Linked DNA regions of Homo sapiens: region 1 is linked to region 2. Evidence: chromatin loops called from intact Hi-C (ENCODE). Cell type or tissue: PC-9. All regions are shown on one strand.

Region 1 (2,500 bases), 65 kb before region 2:
AAGGCCGGGGACACAGCCTTGCTCTCGTCTTCCGGGGCCGTTTCCAGGTCGGACCCCTGCCCTGGCCTCGCAGAGAAGCTGGACTTCCAGCCCCATCATCGGATCCCGGTGCAAGCCCCCCAGTGCCTCCTGCTCATCTCAGGAGCCAGCCAAGTCCCCAGTGGTGGCAGGGCGCCCCCAGGATCCCCCGGCCTGTCCCAGAGTTCCCTGCGCCCCGTCCCCCCCGCCTGTTTCCCCGCCCCCGTCCCTCCGCCTCAGTTTCCCCGAGCCCTGCCCCCCGGGCCTCAGTCTCCCCGCCCCCAACTCCCCGGCCTCAGTCTCCCCACGCCCCTCACCTCGTCCACCGACAGCCGCAGTCTCCTGCGGGCCGGTGGCCTGGCCTGGTCGCGTCCGGGGGCGGCGGGCGGGCGGGCGCGCTTGCGGCTGCCACTGGTAGCGGAGGCCGGGGCGCGGAGTGCGGGCCTGGCGGGGCTGGGGGTGCGGCAGGCCAGCTTGGGCGGCGCGATGCGGGGGGGCCCGGGGCGGCGGCGCGCGAAGAAGTCGGTGACGCGGCGCTGCTCCATGGCGGCGGAGTGCGCGGCGAAAGCAAGGAAAGAAGGAAGGGAGGAAGAGGCGGGCGCGGTTCCCGCCAAATTTCCCGCGGGCGCCCTGGCCCCGCCCCCGGCGCGGACCGAACCATCGGGGCAGAGCACGGGGGGAGGGAAGGGACGGGGCGCGCATGCGCGCTGGTGGGCGCGGGCACCGGCTTGGCCGCGCGCATGCGCCGACGTGCGGGCGTGGACTCGCCGGCGGGCGCCGTCGTGCGTGGGACTTTAGCGCGGTCTCCGGATCCCGCGTGTGGCTCCCACTTTTCAGGGCGTGTCAGTGGGGCCGCTGGCTTCAGGGTCAGAATGAGCGCAATCCAGGCAAACAGCAGCGCGCGCCTGACAAAACCCCGGCGCTGCCCGGGGGAGCCGAGGACGGCGCGGCCTGGGGGGCTGCAGGCTCGAGCTGGTAAAGGCGCTTCCCCCGCGGGCCGCACGCTCCTTATTTCTTTTTTTAAAACTATTTCTGGCTGGGCGCGGTGGCTCACGCCTGTAATCCCAGTACTTTGGGAGGCCGAGGCGGGCGGATCATGAGGTCAGGAGATCGAGACCATCCTGGCTAACACGGTGAAACCCCGTCTCTACTAAAAATACAAAAAATTAGCCGGGCGTGGTGGTGGGCACCTGTGGTCCCAGCTACTCAAAAGGCTGAGGCCTGAGAATGGCGTGAACCCCGTGGGGCGGAGCCTGCAGTGAGCCGAGATCGCGCCACTGCACTCCAGCCTGGGCGACAGCGAGACTCCGTCTCAAAAAAAAAAAAAAAACTATTTCTATCGAGGCGGAGATTACGTTGCCGGGTGGTCTCGAACTCCCCGGTTCAGTGATCCGCTCTCTTGGAACTGCCCCCTCCCAAAGCGCTGCGATCACAGGCGTGGCCTCCGCGATCCGCGTTGCTCGCTTTTTAAAAGGGTGGATTTGATATGTGAATTATTTCTCAATCAAGCTATTACATGGAAACGAAGAAAAGGGGCCGGGCGCGATGGTTCACGCCTGTAATCCCAGCACTTTGAAAGGCCGAGGCGGGCGGATCACCTGAGGTCAGGAGTTCGAGACCAGCCTGACCAACATGGTAAAACCCCCTCTCTACTAAAAATACAAAAATTAGCCAGGCGTGGTGGCGGGCGCCTGTAATTCCAACTGCTTGGGGGGCTGAGGCAGCAGAATCGCTTGAACCCGGGAGGCGAAATGGCGCCACTGCACTTCAGCCTGAGCGAAAGAGCGAGAAACTCCGTCTCAAAAAAAAAAAAAAAAAAAAAAAAGGAAAGAAAAGAAACTGCCTTTAGCATGGCTGAGGGCTGAGATTTTAAAGTTTTAGTTCTTAAAACCTATAGCGCTCCTATCTGGGAAACGGCCTAGAGCGCGGTTTATCTGGAGAGCCCGAGCCACAGCCACTCCTTCCAGAGACGCCAATAAGCAGGGCCAGGCGCAGCGCTGCGGAAGTCCCCCGCAAAGCAATGCGGGCCGCCGGGGCCTGGAGGCCTGCGAGGGAAGGGGACGCGGGTGGAGGCGGCCAGGGCTCAGAGGAGGGCTTCTGTTTTCCCATTTTCCAAGTTTTCTGTAAAAAGCGTGAATTGTGCCTATTTTTTTTTAAGTTAAAGGAATAGAAACCGGTTTGATGATGCAACTGGTGCTTGCAAAATACCTCAAAGGTGGCCTGCACGGTGGCTCACGCCTGTAATCCCAGCACTTTGGGAAGTCGAGGCGGGCGGATCACTTGAGGTCAGGAGTTCAAGACCAGCCTGGCCAACATGGCAAAACCCCGTCTCTACAATAAATACAAAAATTAGCCGGACGTGATGGCAGGCACCTGTAATCTCTGCTACTCAGGATCCCGCCACTACACTCCAGCAGCCTGGGCAACAGAGCGAGACTCCATCTCCAAAACAAAACACCTCAAAAGTGAGGACGTTCATAAG
Region 2 (2,500 bases):
CCTGGGTCTTCGGCCAGGGTGGGAGCTGCTACCAGGAAGGCCTGCAGGAACTGTGAGCTTGAGTGAGGAAGTAGGAAGGTGTCAGGCAGACCTCAGGGACGGCTGGGGCCTGTGCCCGGGGAGGCTGTCCTGTGGCCCTCAGAGGAGCAGCTGTGGATGTGGCCGCCTCCCACGCTCCTGGCTGGGCAGGTGTGGGCTGGAGAGGTGGCGTCAGTGCGATACACCTGACCTTGCCCCTGTCCGTGACCTTGGCAGGATGATGATGAGAGGGATGTGGATGCCAGCCCGACGGCAGGGCTGCAGGAAGCAGCAACGCTGGCCCCTACACGGAGGTCACGGCTGGCCGCTCGTTTCCGAGTCACGGCCCACTGGCTGCTGGTGGCGGCTGGGCGGGTCCTGGCCGTAACACTGCTTGCACTGGCAGGTACGCACCGAGGCAGGGGGCACTGGCAGTCACACTGGGAGGGGTCTTGGGAGTTCCCTGATGACTGTGGAGACAGCGGGACACATGGCACTGGCCAGGTACCACCCTGTGTGCCCCTGCCCCGCAGGCATCGCCCACCCCTCGGCCCTCTCCAGTGTCTACCTGCTGCTCTTCCTGGCCCTCTGCACCTGGTGGGCCTGCCACTTTCCCATCAGCACTCGGGGCTTCAGCAGACTCTGCGTCGCGGTGGGGTGCTTCGGCGCCGGCCATCTCATCTGCCTCTACTGCTACCAGATGCCCTTGGCACAGGCTCTGCTCCCGCCTGCCGGCATCTGGGCTAGGTAACGGCTTGCCACACAGCCCCTTTTTCCTGCCACCCTGGTCCCGCCCACCTGGCTCGTCTAGCCCCTGTGGCCCCACTGCCTCTGGGGTGGTAGGCTGTGACGGGTCTTCTCTGGACAGGGTGCTGGGTCTCAAGGACTTCGTGGGTCCCACCAACTGCTCCAGCCCCCACGCGCTGGTCCTCAACACCGGCCTGGACTGGCCTGTGTATGCCAGCCCCGGCGTCCTCCTGCTGCTGTGCTACGCCACGGCCTCTCTGCGCAAGCTCCGCGCGTACCGCCCCTCCGGCCAGGTGAGCACCTGCCACCCATGGTGGGTGGGCTGAGGCCAGGCCATGGGGCTGGTCTCAGGACCTCCTGCCTCTGGGTGGGGTGTGGAGCTGGTTTGGGCTCAAGACGCTGGTCTCTGCAGAGGAAGGAGGCGGCAAAGGGGTATGAGGCTCGGGAGCTGGAGCTAGCAGAGCTGGACCAGTGGCCCCAGGAACGGGAGTCTGACCAGGTGAGCAGCCAGGCAGGTGGAGACGCCAGCGTGGGGGGCGCCCGGCCAGCCCGTGCATGGCTCAGCGCTGCTTGCCCACAGCACGTGGTGCCCACAGCACCCGACACCGAGGCTGATAACTGCATCGTGCACGAGCTGACCGGCCAGAGCTCCGTCCTGCGGCGGCCTGGTGAGTACCGCACACTGCAAGGTATGGCTGGGTGCGGGGGGCGGGGCGGAGGCCGGTGCTGCCCCCTGGTGGCCGCCTGGCGCTCTCGCATGCTCGCGCCGCACCTCTGCCTGCCGCCCCCTCGGGGGCCCAGGACATCCACGGGTCGGTGTCAGTGACCCCCGAGACCCCCAGGGCAGCCGAGTGGCCATGTCACTGACCAACCCCCAAGACCCCCAGGGCAGCTGAGTGGCCGCGTCGTTGATCCCCAAGACCCCATGGGGGGCCTCCAGGTCCCCCAACCCCTCCCCAGAGAATGTGGCTATGCTGTCTTGTGCTGTTAGCTCTGGGAGCTGCTCCAGGTGGCCCAGTGGCCCCAGGAGGCCGCTCGTCCAGGGCAGGGGCTGGCCTGGGAACTCTGTGTTGGCCACGTCGCCTTGGGAGGGCCTGGGGGCTCTTTCTGGCTACTTTCTTTCTTTACCCTAACCCTTGATTTTCCATTTTGCAATGTGTTTCTGAATGAAGCAAATGAAGCCACGGCCCTGGGGTGGGGGTCCTGAGAGTCTTCAGGTGCGCAGAGCTGGAAAGGGGGTCAGGGCCACCTTTCCCACCCTTTCAAGGAAAGTGAGGCCCAGAGAACGGCAGGTGCTGGCAGGGCCATCCCTGACGCTCAGGGACGGTGTCAGCCCAATTGCCGGAGCCCTCGTGTTCTGCCCATAGCCCACCGGGGGCCTGTCTCTCCTGCTGTGTGCTTGCCCAGGGCCCAGATTTTAGGGCATAGTCAGGGTGGGGAGGCCTGCAGATCAACCTGCCGAAGCTGACCGCTGTCCCCACCTGCAGTGCGGCCCAAGCGGGCTGAGCCCAGGGAGGCGTCTCCGCTCCACAGCCTGGGCCACCTCATCATGGACCAGAGCTATGTGTGCGCGCTCATTGCCATGATGGTAGGCGGCTGTGGGGGTTGGGGTGGGCGGCCCCCTCTGCCGCGCAGGTGTGGGGCATCGCCTGGGTGGGGTGCGCTGGGCAGCTGTGCAGCCCCCTCTGCCGCGCAGGTGTGGGGCATCGCCTGGGTGGGGTGCGCTGGGCAGCTG

What was found. Hi-C counts contacts between places; a loop is a spot of excess contacts. Peaks named below come from ENCODE experiments on the same cell type or tissue, not always from the same donor. Only the 100,000 strongest peaks of a DNase experiment are listed, where the experiment ranks them.
Region 1: it touches region 2 in a loop (4-fold over the local background); 12 of 110 quality-filtered maps call a loop at or near these places.

The regions. Positions count from the first base shown.
Region 1 is chr16:88,801,895-88,804,394 of GRCh38, reverse strand. It overlaps CDT1 (chromatin licensing and DNA replication factor 1), which reads right to left and starts at 606. Exons shown (of 10, transcript NM_030928.4): 1 at 336-606. The coding sequence starts at 563. RefSeq lists enhancers at 1-58, 777-1,352 and silencers at 415-524, 605-844. In PC-9, no CTCF peak of the experiment used is centred here; DNase peaks (open chromatin) are centred at 1,464, 1,904 and 2,184; H3K4me3 peaks cover 2,372 bases; H3K27ac peaks cover 1,685 bases.
Region 2 is chr16:88,736,492-88,738,991 of GRCh38, reverse strand. PIEZO1 (piezo type mechanosensitive ion channel component 1 (Er blood group)) reads left to right here. Exons shown (of 51, transcript NM_001142864.4): 6 at 256-424; 7 at 552-765; 8 at 887-1,058; 9 at 1,178-1,264; 10 at 1,346-1,433; 11 at 2,253-2,353. It overlaps HSALR1 (HSP90AB1 associated lncRNA 1), which reads right to left. Exons shown (of 3, transcript NR_103774.1): 2 at 587-1,171; 3 at 1-488. Among named protein-coding and RNA genes, the nearest start is that of PIEZO1-AS1, 5.0 kb to the left of the region's middle. RefSeq lists a silencer at 1,417-1,636. In PC-9, CTCF peaks have their summits at 1,281 and 1,484 (motif pointing left); a DNase peak (open chromatin) is centred at 1,421.